Linked DNA regions of Mus musculus: region 1 is linked to region 2. The links are chromatin contacts, found by Hi-C in ENCODE. All regions are on one chromosome and are shown on one strand. The core of a region is the stretch at or near the end of the contact, and the rest is flanking DNA. Distances in the headings are between cores, read along the strand shown. Region 1 overlaps Plxnc1 (plexin C1). Region 2 overlaps Arid5b (AT rich interactive domain 5B (MRF1-like)).

Region 1 (6,393 bases), core at 3,559-6,058, about 27 Mb after region 2:
CCCAGCCCACCACTAGCCAACTGAATCACTTCTCTGGGTCTCCACTTCTCCCTTGCAACATGTAAATGATGGTAACTGACTTCTGATAGTACCCGATGGTGAATAGACATCATCCTTAGGATCTGGATTGGTTGACCTGTGCTTCTGGCATATGGCTCACAGACCCTCACAAGGTCAGGAGATATCTGAAACTCTGGGCAGATTCTCTGAGCCATGCATTCTTTGCTGACTGTGTCCCCACAGTAAATTTCTTAGAGCCCATGTGTCTCAGTATGGGGGCACAGCAGTTTCAAGGACACTGTTAAGGCCTTTGCCTTCATCACTTACCCAAAGGTCCCTCCCCCACCCCCTGCCAAGCACTTTCACATTGGCATCTAGGATTTCAACATAGGCAGCATGAAAGGAAAGACCTTGCTCTGGGATACTGCATAGAGTTCTAGGCCTCCTGGTCACATGGTGCTCTGTAAATGTCCTGAGTACTTTTTGGCTAGCCAGGATTCTACATACATATGGCCATTTTGACTTATTGTCACGGAAGCTTCAGGAGGCAGCAATTTCAGTGAAACCCAATAGGGCTTTCCCAAGGCAGAGAACGAGGTGCCATCAGTGAGAAAGTGGTGCTCATCATACATTGAACGTGACAAGGAACAGATTCTTAAACTACTCTGTCTTTAGGAACTTGGGTGTTCACAAGCCACCCAGCCTATGGCCTTTTGCTATATATAACACCCAAGACAATATTTGTCCCCCTGCAATCTCATTTATGATATGATAGTCACTTTAGTGCAGACCTAGCCAAATGATTTAAACTCAGAAATTAGTAGAATCTGCACTTTAGAGGTTGACCAGTAGTCTCAGTGTGCGCCAAATAAGTCCTTGCTCTACAATGGATTTACACTTGTCTACTCTCTAAGAAACTCTGTGTTCTGAGCAATTCAGCCATGAGCAAGGGGTTCAAAATGCCTCTCCACTTGTGAACAAAAACCAGAAAACACCAGGTAAAGGAAAATGCAGGGGTACCAGATGAGTAGGACAGCTGCAGGCTAGACCGTTTAGAGGAGACCGATGTGGCAAACTCTCATACTCAAGCCCTCTTTTTCACCTCCCTTCTTTACAGACATTAGGTCCTCTTGGTATAGATGCCAAATGCATTTCAAGACATGCCGTTTTCAATGGGGGAGGGCTGTTCAACTCAAACTTAACATGAGGAGCTTGCTAAACACATACTCTACCAATGAGCTACACCCCCAGCCCTATGACATACTTCTTTGATTCTTTTAACCCCCAGGCAAGGGTGGTTATATTGCTGTTCCAGTGCCCACTTCAGAGTGTAGAAACAGAGACACAGAGGGGTTAATTGCTCCAGGGACAGAGTTTCTAAGTCTGGAGATGACGTCTACTTTGCATACCCACTGTGCTGATGTCAGGGCTCACTGAGCTAAATTGTCCCCTCCTAAGCTCCAACCCATCTTCCCAGGGCTCTGATGATCTCCCAGGACTCCTCCTAGCCTCCAGGAATCTTTTCTTACACCAGCTATTAGCAGGGTCCTTAACTAGAGCCTAAGCATATCCTGGGATAGTTAGGAAGTGCATTTGAGAGGAAATTCTGTTCCTGTGGCCAGGTTGCTGATTCCTTTACTTGTGGCTCTTCATGTAGAGAGTGATGCTGTCAAAGGCGTCCAAAATAAATATGAATGGGAAACACCTTTTAATCAGAGCCTCAGCCATCCTGGCTCATGAAATAGTTTTATTGGCATTTACAAAATAACATTCGGTTGCTACCTAAAGGGCACCATTGTCTTTAACAATAACACCTCTTTATAGGCAATAAATGTTCTTAAAAACATAACCAAAAGGAAGAAATACCTTAACTGCATGTAAACTAATGTAAATCTGCCACTGCCTCCACAGCTAGATAGGGTGGAAAAGAGGTAAAAAGGCATTTTACAGAGTCCACAGGGAATTCTGAGAGTAAATCCAGACGCAAATTGATTTGTGTTCATTTTTCACGGCGGCAGTGCTTATTGCTCTGACAGCAGTTTCCTAGAGTGTGAGTGGAGGGCCCCCTCAGGACTGGCCCAAGTCTTAATACTCCCCATCCAGAGCAGAGACACCCACCTGAGCCTCTCTTCTATGCTAGGGAGCAGTCAGTGTCCTCTTTGCCTCAGAGTGTGGGCATGACAGGGTCGATCTTTGGCCAATGTCCCATGGCATCCAGAGTGGATGTATCACCTGTGCAGCCCCTCCCCTGCCAAGGCCCACAGAGCCAAGCTCTTCTGGGTGCTCATTAGTGTTGGGGATTGTTTAAAACATGTTCTCAGGCTACCCACAACAGGTATGGGAGACACATCTATCAGCTCGGAACACACACACTCAGAGAATCCCTTGCAGGCATGCCAGCAGAATGGAAGGCTAACTGGACCGTTCAGTCTGGGCCAATGCTCTAGGATCTATAGCTCCTTTTCTGACCACCACAAAAGGCTGGTTCTTTGAAGCACATTCTTTTCCTCTATTGCCCCTTACTTCCTTGGCACAAAATACCAGCAAAGCTGAGGTAGCATTTGTGGTTGGTGTCTACCTAACCAACAGCCATGCAGCAACCAGGGTAGAGGAATGCTCCTGGTGGTAGCTCCCTGTCCTCCTCCATTAGGGAACAGTCATGTGACTAACCTCTGGACAAGGATAGAGAAAGGAAAGAGTTTTTATCCCAACAACCAAAAAGGGGTCAGGGTAGGGGAGAAAGTTATGGCAGTCATCTTATAAGTACAAAGCTACGGCCAAGAGGAGAACAGATATGGTGACCGTAGGTTCTGTTGAAGATGGCTGAGCATGTGGCTGTTCCTTAGGCATGGACACCACTCGCCTCCAGTCTGCTCTGAGACGCACCTCTGCTCTTGGTGTTTCAGGTCCCATTGGTCCTATTTTCTTTAACTTGGAGCTGAATTACCAAAACCAGTGCCCCTTACTTTGCCAATTTTTAATGGCAGCTAAATTCATTTACAGACACGTACGTTTATTGTGGATCCATTAGTGTAGGGCATTGTAAGTGATACCATTCATTTGCCCCAGTGTAAATCCAGATGGGAAGCACTGGTAAACTAAGCTAAGTAGGAGACAAACACAAGTTCTAAGACTAGGTACTGTGAGTATGATGGTTAATCTTGACGGTCAGTAGATGAACTAAGAGAGACACATTTTGGCATACCTACCTAGGAGGATTTTTTTTTCATCTGTTTATTTGAAGTGGATGGCTTACCCCGAATGTGGGTAGCACCAGATAAAGAAGGTCTGAGGAAAACCTTTGCTTTTTGCTCCACTGTCTTCATGTCTTATTGGTAAGCTCATCTACCCTGCTGCCACCACCACTATCCACTTTGCTGACAGAACTCAGTTTCTTCTACCTTCCAATGCACAGTGAAGACCAATGGCTTTCCACGACTCCCCTGGGCATTTGGCAGCAGGTGGGGACTGCTGGGGCATCCAGCCTCATGGGCTGGGCAGCTTACTGGAGAGATAAGCCTTTCCAGTGTGAGGGCAGCTGCTGTTGGATTACCCAGACTAAGTCACGTAAGCTATTTAATTAACCTTCTCTTGCTATACCTTCATTCTGTCGGTTCTGTTCATCTAGACCAGTGGTTCTCAACCTTCCTAATGCTGAGACCCTTTAGTATAGTCATGGTGACTCCCAACCACGAAATTATTCAGTTGTGGATTCATAACTGTAATTTTGCTTCTCCTATGAATCATAATGTAAATATCTGATACTCAGAATATCTGATATGCCATCCCAAAGGAGTCATAACCCTCCGGTTAAGATCTCTGTTCCAGAGAGCCCCGGCTAATAAATAATACGGCCAAGTGGAAACAGACGGGGTGATTGGAAGGTTCTAGCTTTGAGGAGGGCATTGACAGGAAGAGAGCTTTGGGAAGGCTTCATGGAGGAGGTAGCATTTGAATAGGTCTGGAGAGGAGGTGGTGAGGGAGGCCTCTGGACAGGAAAACCCTCAGCTACCAGACTGAGCAGATTGGCGAGCAGCAGGCTTCAATCTTAAGTCAGGAGACCAGGCCAAGAAGTGGAGAAAAAGAATTCCACCTCCTTAGAATGAGAGAGCGCGGAGCCCTCCTGGTCCACCTCTGCCTTCCCCCCAAACCACCACCTGCTGCGGAGGGAGAAGCCCTGTGCTATTTTTAGAGGACAGAGTGATGAGGACAGAGCTTGGAGTTTCTAATAATAATAACAATAGCCGGTACTTATCGAACGCTTACCACATCCCAGCAATGAATCTGCTAATTTCATCGAATCCTCACAACTCTGTGAGGTGAGGGACTATTCTTAGCTTCCTTTAACAGATGGAGCCGGGGAGATACACCGAGGTCTGGAAGCTTGTCCCAGATTACAGCTTCTGGAAGGGTCACACTTGACTATGTCCAGACTCCCACTGAAATGCCAGGAGGCTAGGAATGGTGTTCTCCTTGCGGAGTTCTCCATCAGTAGACGATGGGTGGGCACACACCAGGTACTAGAGGGGGCTTGACCTTCTGACTCTGGCTTAGTACCAAACTGTGCTCTGTGCATCTTCTGGAAGCACACGTTGATCAGCATTACTGTGTATAGCTTCCGGAGCCTCTGGGCACTGCCCTGTCCCCGCTGCTGGGTGTGGCCACGTGACCGCATTCTGGCCAATGACTTTAAATGGATGTGTTATGTGGCAACCCCTGGGAAAGGTTCTTGCAAGACAGCTGCTGACCATCTGTCCTTTCTTGTGTAGTCCTGCTGAGGTCCTGCTGTGGCAATTGGAAAGAGGCTGAGGAAGCAGACAGCTCATTCCAAGAAGTTACCTGCAGGCATCCCAGAGCAGGGCTGCCCATTCCGGCCCTTCACACTGGGGAGAAATCCATCTTTCTGCTGCTTGGACTTGGGCATCTGGACCTCTGTTCTACACAGCTGTACTGCTTCCTAATAGCTATATACAGAAGGAAGCCATCAGGCAGGCAAGGCCATCTGGAGACTCACAGTGCATAGGAGAGGACTGGATGAAAATGGCTGTTTTTTTCCCAGCATACCCCAAGGCAGCGGCTTTTAGACAGTTGTTCAGGTTTACCACTGTCAACTCCTGCCCTGCCTATCAGGGTATTCTCTGCCATTTGGTTGTCCGTGCCCAAACACAGGAAGCATGTGTAACCTGGTACAGAGCTAACACAACACATGGGAATTTCAGATGTGTTTATCATGATGACAGAGCTAGCTAACCTGGTTCCCCTACCTCACCTATCATCAATAAAAAAACAACTAGAAGGACCACAGGAGAGACCTCCCTTTAGTGTACCTTAAAGGTGATAAGAAAAACACTGTCACAAAGAATGACCACTTCCTCTGTGCCAGGAAAGGCAGTAGGTGTGTTACACACATAATTTTCTGACTTTAGCACAAGTCAGAAAGGTTACCTACAAAAACCTACAAGGTTAGGCTTTTATCACCAACTATTCATAGATGAATAAATAGGCTGATGGGTGGTGACCTGCCCAAAGTCACACAGTAATGGACCAAGACCAATTTCATACCTAGGACTCTCAGAGCCTAAATCCCATGTCTTTGACCCTAGCCCCACAGCACATGGGTGAATAACTACACATTCTTACTTGGCTAGTGGTTCTCTCCAGCTTGAGGTATAGAGGAAACAAAAAACTGAGGCTTCTTGGGATAAACTGAATATGGGGAGAACCCTGTCCCAGGGGAGGTCTATAATGTCACCTGCTTAGCTTCTCTGACATATCTGTGGCTAACAAGGGCTGGATGCAGCCACATCCTTGCTGACATACCCTATAATTCCTATAAAGGAATTTTTTTTTTTTTTTACAAACCAGCAACTTTGTCATAAATGGTCTTTGAGCAATAATTGTTCTCATTCAATAAAAGCTATAAAATATATTTCTAATTTCATTTCAGGGCCAAATGAAAGTCAAGAGGAAAGTCTCTTTCATGTACCAAACTCAGAAAGGCTGCAGCTTGCTCAGTATAGCCAGCGGTCCAAGCGGTTTCAACAGTTGTCCCCTCAGCCCTGCACAAGCCTTCCCTGCCTTCAACTGTCTCCCTAACCCATGCTCACCCGCCTCCTACCATGTCCAGCCCCCTCTCCTGTCGCATCAAGGATAGACAACAGCTCCCAGCTAGGGAGTCTGCTCCTCTCACAGAATTACAGTGGGCAGAGAAGTGTGGAAGAAAGCCTTTGTCCTCTGAACAAGACAAGGTGAGAAAGGCATTGGCCCCACTTTGTTTCTGTGACCAGTTTCTCTATACTTAGCATGTTTGCACGTCCTAGAATGGAGAGAACAGAGCTAGCAAAGATTTGTGAACAGTGAGAACACTTTGCCAAGCACTTTCAGATTAGAGAG
Region 2 (6,914 bases), core at 1,076-3,575:
CTGGGTTCTAAATGAACTGATTGGAAGCGTTTGACAGTTTAACTTGAGCTGACTCTTTCTCTTTCTCTGACTGAACATTTCTGAAGAAGGCTTAGCTCTGAAAAACCCCTAAAGCTTACAGAAAAATTTCAAAATAGTTCTGACAAAAGAACAACAGGAAGATGTCTCTGAACTATTAGACAGAAAAGGAATTCACAACCGAATTTGGCTAATTTTGCTGTTAGATACAACTCTCTCTTCCCTACCTTCCCCACCACAGACACACACACACACACACACACACACACACACACACACACACACACACACACACACACTCCTCTATACATACACCACACACAATATACACACATCACACACCTTACACATGAACCACTCCACACACACAACCACACAGTACACACACACACACCCTAACCACTCCCCCGGCACTGTTCCAACTCAAACAAAAAGAGTTTTATTAAAATGATGTTTACACAGTAAGAAGGACTCAGTTTTGTTCTGTTGAATGTTTTAAGGTAAGAGGTAAATTTTGCTTTTCCTTGTCTGGTTCAGGACTGCTTCTGAGAAAAAGAAGGTTGTTAAAAAGAACAGTCACAAGAACTCTCTCAAGAATGGAACACAAGACTGGGTAACGGGATCCCCTCTCTTATCTTGATCAAATATGAACTTCTCGTAAAGGCAGACAAAGTGGAAATTGTGTTTTGTCCTCTTCTCAAGAAAATACCTGAAGACTTTATAAGCTGTGGGGCACATTTAAAAAAAAATGTCATTTGCAGGAGCTGATTTCACCCACAATCAACTCTACTATTTCATCAACTTCTTGAAATAGAAGACCTCTGCTCGTCCTGCATTTATAGCTATTACATGATGATTATGAAATGTCAGAATTAAAAAAAAATCCAGGCTGGGTATTGTTTCAAAGCATATGGGGACAGCTTCTGGGATGGAGGAGGGAGCATACCAGGGAAAGCATTTAGAATGTTCTGGAAAATAATTAAGTATCATGGTATATTAGTCTCCACATGAACACAAATGGAATTTGGCAACATTTTGACCAAATAAGGCTTCCTAGAATAGACAACTTTGGAGATGAGTGTTATTCTCAAATAGATCAAATGATTATTATCATTTCAATTACCAGTTGCTTCAGATCTTTTCCGAGAAACGACATGACTAGACCTGGCTGGAGTACAGCAGCCGCCGAACAAATAGTTTATTAACCAAGAGAAAAATACAATCCTTATGATGTCATTAATGAATAAACTTGTCTTTCAAGATTATCTCTCTAGATTCGCCCTGGACTCTCCCTTCACTCACTTAGACACACATACACACACACACACACACACACACACACACACACAGAGGCAGGGGCAGGAATTCACACAGACATATAAATCAAAAACCTGGCTTGGGGTTAATTGTGAACACAGCCTTCCTTGTGTTTTACTGTGGATTTAGAGAGAGGGCATCTCTTCACCATTGTTAAAAGTGAGGAAATCTGATAAGAGCTGGAAACAGCACACAACTCTCTGAAACAAAACGACCCACGTGTATGTGAAAAATGTGTCGGGAAGCCTTCCTCTGAGCACACAATGGCATCTGTCACATGTTCATACTTATTATTCTGAGTCAGGGCTGACTAACTTTCTCATAGTGCCCGTTCTTGGGCAAGTCTCTCTGTGTCTATGAAAAGAATTCCAATAAGCTCATGCCATGATTCCATGAGCTCTCAGCAAACTGAGAATTAGTGCTGAATAAATACTGAATAAATATCCCCGATTCACTCACAGACAACGCAGAAGGATCACAAAGAAATACACGTTGTTATTTTGTTAATGGACCCTGACTTTTCAATTAACCCAGAGTTTAATCAATAGCTATGTAGGACATGTTAAGACGCTCACTAGCTCCTTTTCCTCTTCACCATTGCTTTAAACTGTTTCCGTAATTAGGATTTGATTTCTACCACTGTACAAAAAAAAAAAAAAAAAAAAAACAAAAAAACAAAAAAAACAGTTCACTGGAGCACGAATTCTCTAAGTCAGAAAAGATAATCCAGGCCAGAAGTCACAAAGCAGCCAACCCCCAAGGCCCTTCCGCATGTGATAAAGGTTGGAAAATTTACACACAACACAAAAACCTAGACTTCAATCTTTTCTTATAAAACAAAACAAGGAAGGAGATGAAAAAAAAAAAAAAAAAAAAAGGAACAAGCAAGACCAAAACCAGCAACTGAAACCACCAGAAAGCAAACAGCACATGCTTTCTTTCTTTCTTTCAAGATGTGAAATCCCCTCTAGGCTAAGAGTTTCATCCAGGTCAGGTCCCTAGCCTGCTCGGTTGGGTGCTGACACCAGCTATTTCAGTGGACTCATCTTGATTTGATCCATCTCCTTTTGTGTACCCGACGAGGGCCCCGAAGGACAGTGACACACCCTAGTGCTGAGTCACTACCAGGCTCCGATGGCAATCTAGGATTCCTATGTAGGTGACTTTGCAGCCTGGGTGCCGGGGTTCAAATCCCAGGCCTGGACTTTGTTGCTATGAAACAGGAAGCAACTTCTCTAACCTTCTTGGGCTGCAACTATTTGACAGGTATTTTCTTTAAAAGGATTATGATATCAGCTGCAGGCTACAGTCATGGCTAGGATTCACTGGGTCGGCACAAAAGGTTTATCAGAGTTAGCCATGTGCTGCCTTTATGTTTTCTAGAGTGTGATACGCTGCGATGGATTTAGATGATTCTCAGAAAAACACAGACACACACACACACACACACAATCACACACACACACATCTGCAGGAGTGTATGTACCCACCTACAATGCATGTATCATTGGAAACAAGGGGTAAGGACATAAAGAATGTCAATGAGGCTCACTTATGTATTGATTAATGGCAAAGTCAAGGGATATGTGTGCATGTATATTATGTGTGTAGGCATATTATATATGTGTACACAACAGATACAATTAAGGAAAATGTATTACATATATCACATAATTCCTGGCTTAACTATTTTGTGGTTATTTGAATGACTGGAAACAGAGTTTATTTTTTCTAGTTGTATGAAATATAGAGAGTTGCTTCTTTAAATAAATTTAATTTTTAAAAAGGATCAATTTGAACCAAGTCATGGAGCAAAACCAGAGGACATGTGGACACAGGAAAAAAAAAAAAAAAACCCAAGACAGGAAGACAGGATAGTTAGAAGACGACTAAAATACAGCTCAGTCCATTGTAGCTGAGATTCTCAAAGGACAGTCCAGGAGTCCTTGGGAACGCCTGGATCACTCCAGGGGATACACAAGGCCCAATCAAAAATCAAAATTCATGAAGTTACTATTGGATTTTTTTTCACTCATCCTCCATCAAGAGCACAGAAGGGTTTTCCTGAGCCCTCAGCTCACGGCAGGCACCGCGTTGGAGTGAGGATGGAAGCAGGTACCAGATTTCACACTACGAAGCTAGACAGTAAAGAGATTTACAGAATCTATACGACTGTGTAGCCATTCTCATTAATCTATTAGTACTTGAGAATGTATTTCATCACCTATGACTTCCATGAAAATGTTACATGTTCACAAAGTTCTTCACCAACCCTTATAGCCACCGATACTGTTATTGCCAGACAAGAAATGTTCCTTTTAAAAACACGTCAAAAGGCCCTCATATTTCTTGGTCATGACCCCTCTCCCACCAACTTCCAGCAACCACTGATCTATCATCCTGTCTTAAAGTGTCACACACACATTGAATTCTGCTACAAGACCCCCTCTGGGATGGCTCTTCTCATACAGCACAGTGCCTTGGGAGCCGGCCATGTTGCTGCCTGAAGTCACAGCTTGAATCCCCCTCCAGAGAGCAGGTGCCCACTGGATAGACAGATACAAAGTTATACTCAACCAATCTCAGTCACATGGACTTCTAGGATGTTCCAGTTTGGGTAATTATAAACAGAATGGATACAATGCTGGGGTCTTTCTGCAAACACAGGTTCTCAGGTCTCTAAATACCTGGGTGAAGGATCGCAGCAACCACCCAATTGCTTTCTGGGATAGCTCTACCAATTTGCATCCTGACAGCCTTTCCTCATTCCTGCCATGGCTAGATACTGTCACTGCTAATTAACTGTGTGCATGGTGCTTTCTCGCCTCTCGTCAGTTTCCAGTTCCATTTCACCACATGACTAGCCAATCCAAAATATTAGTTTTCAGGTGTTAGGTTTTTTTAAAATTATTGTTAAATATTTAAATCTTACAGTCTTAAAATTTGGTTGAGCCTTGAACTTTGAGTGGTTTCGCAACTTCCGGACTCAAATCTTTTGTCAGATTTGTTGATTGACAATATACCCTCTCAGGGCGGGAAGACTGCTCAGTAGTTACAAGGAGTGCTTGCTGGTTTTCCATAGTACTGACTTTCGTTTCCAGCACTGACATTAGACACCTCACCAACACCTAGAGGTCTGGCTCTGAGCAACCTCATTGCTCTCCAGGCCTCTGGGGGTACCTGGTCACACATGTGCTAGCATTTGTACACAGGCATTCACATGGGCACACACACAAATATAGAATAAAGCAGATCTTTGGGGAAAAAGAAATAATGTCGTCTCGCTGTAACAGACCAAGAATTTCATTTAAGAATTCGTAGATTCACGTGTTTCTCACTGGCTCACTCGCTTTTCTCTTATGGGTTGTGAGTTGCTTTATTTTATTTTATTTTTGCCTCTGAATGTTTTGCCTAATCTCGGGTCTCAAAAAAAAAAAAAATCAGTGTCCTTGTCCAAACATTTTATCCTTTTTACATTCAGTAAAGAATTAACTTAATTCCGTATTAGGTGATGAGATTCCACACGACAATCACTGTCTTCCCCTGTGGGTACTACACTATTATTTTGTAATGAATGTTATATTTTAATAATTTATGTTTCATTTTGTTTGTTTATTTGTTTCCAGTTTCTCTGCATAGCCTTGGCTGTCTTGGAACTCACTTTGTAGACCAGGCTGGCCTCGAACTCAGAAATCCACCTGCCTCTGCCTCCCAAGTGCTGGGATTAAAGGCGTGCACCACCATCGCCCGGCAGGGCACAGTATTTTCTTATTTTTTTGTTTTCCTTGACTTCCATGCAGCTTTTGACTCAAATTACCCTTGAAGTAAAACCCTCTTTGTGTTAAGAGGAACCCAGTGATGTCTACACCTCTCACGTGGGTCCACTTTTCACGCATCTGTGGCAGTTTCTCTAAGATCCACCTCCTTGAGGGGAACACGATCAGGACACAGCTGCCCACACTTGGGACACCTTGCTGAGAAGAGACAAGCTTAGGGAACTCAGGTGTGTGGTGCGGGACCTGGGTTTTTGTTGTTGTTGTTTTGTTTTGTTTTTTGTTTTTGATTTGATGTCAAACACTGTCTTTGAGTCCCAAGGCTGTTGACTGCATGCACATCTTTGAGAAGAGAGTCTGGTCTTGACCAAAGGTGATTGGCTCAGAGATACGGAGGAGATACCGGAGGACAGCTGCCCCCACAGCTGCCTGCACAGCTGCCTGACACCTTAGGGCTGCACTCCGCTTTGCTGGCTCCTGGTTGTCTACTTCCTCATTCCACACCTCCGGAAAGAGAAGGTGGAGGAGACATATTCTTAGGTACATTCAAGGCCCAGATTTCCCTTTTCTGTGTTTCAATCTTTGAAGAAGTCACTCCTGGTGAGGTTTCACATATTCACCTTGAAAGCCCATGACTACATCCTAAAGTTTGATTCCAAATGGTCAGCTGGGCTCTCCATTTTGGGGTCTGAGCATCAACTCAGTGGACTATGTAGCTGATTTTGCTAACATGATCAATAATATGTCCCTTGACATGAGGGAAGTTAAAAAACACTACAGCTATGGCTAACTTTTCCTCAATTGGTACTCTTCGTTTTCTTCTCGTAGATAACCTTCAAGAAATAGGCCCATCTCTCTGCTTCCCTTACAGCATCCATGTGACCAAGTCATGATCAGCAGCACATAGACATGAAATTGGAACCTTCTAGTTCCTGTCCACAGAACAAACCAGCATGACTTTAGATTATAATATTGAAAAATGAGATCCGGAATCAGATACCTCACAACACTCATAGCCTGGGACCAGAGAGAGATTTGAAACGCTCAATGACTTTAAACAACTTCAATGAATTTTTGACACATAGCTAAGCCTATGTCTTTGTTAACAAATTCTGTCAACAGAGAGCCTCCAAGCCCCCCACCCCCCACCATGGCAGACCACCATAGAACAGAACTATAGAGTCAGCTAAGCCCTAAGATGAAGATGCACAGTCATGCAAGTTGTAGCAGAAGGCTCATGAGGGACAGGGAGGGGTGGGAGGATAAGAGCAGGAGGTGTTCATCTCAAATGGCCATGAACAGCTCAGATTTCACAAAGTGCTTTGTAGCGCTTAAAGCATGCCAGAACATGGAGACACAGAACAGTAACTCGTGGTAGTATAACTACACAAACTGGATGATCGAACTAATAGTCCATTGGGTGCCACAAGAACGGGTCAACTTGCCATTGAGAATTGAGAGACTAGAGTACTCAGCTTTAAAATGAAACATACATACCACACCCTCCCCCTGCTCTCCCCCTCCCCCATCCTCACTCCTCACCCTCAAGGCTCAGGGATAATCACGGGAGAGAGGGAGCTGGAAAGAATATGGGTCAGAGGTGGTAGATAACATCAAGGAAACTGTGTTTCTGGACACAACAGGGCAGCTGCCGCTAAGAACTCACAGCAACTGTAACAGCATACATAATACCCGTGCAAACTCAAGCCAAAGAAGATCCCTGCATGAAAGTGGGGGTGTGGGCGTGGCAACGGCAATCTACTACTAGCTAAGGGGTGGCTGGCATTTCATAGCTTCAGGGGGAGG

Evidence for each region. Hi-C counts contacts between places; a loop is a spot of excess contacts on that map.
Region 1: a map of regulatory T cell shows a loop between it and region 2 (38-fold over the local background). The contact joins two enhancer-like sites. A Hi-C loop is called at or near these places in 4 of 37 maps with a recorded cell type or tissue (T-helper 1 cell, T-helper 17 cell and regulatory T cell).

The regions. Positions count from the first base shown.
Region 1 is chr10:94,814,842-94,821,234 of GRCm38, forward strand. The region is part of intron 21 of Plxnc1 (plexin C1); the gene reads right to left. Among named protein-coding and RNA genes, the nearest start is that of Plxnc1, 130 kb to the right of the region's middle. Within about 2 kb of position 4,809, at least 1 of the 3 ENCODE cell types and tissues checked has a DNase peak (open chromatin) inside an H3K27ac peak, as active enhancers do.
Region 2 is chr10:68,247,271-68,254,184 of GRCm38, forward strand. All of the region lies in intron 2 of Arid5b (AT rich interactive domain 5B (MRF1-like)), which reads right to left. Among named protein-coding and RNA genes, the nearest start is that of Arid5b, 28 kb to the right of the region's middle. Within about 2 kb of position 2,326, at least 1 of the 3 ENCODE cell types and tissues checked has a DNase peak (open chromatin) inside an H3K27ac peak, as active enhancers do.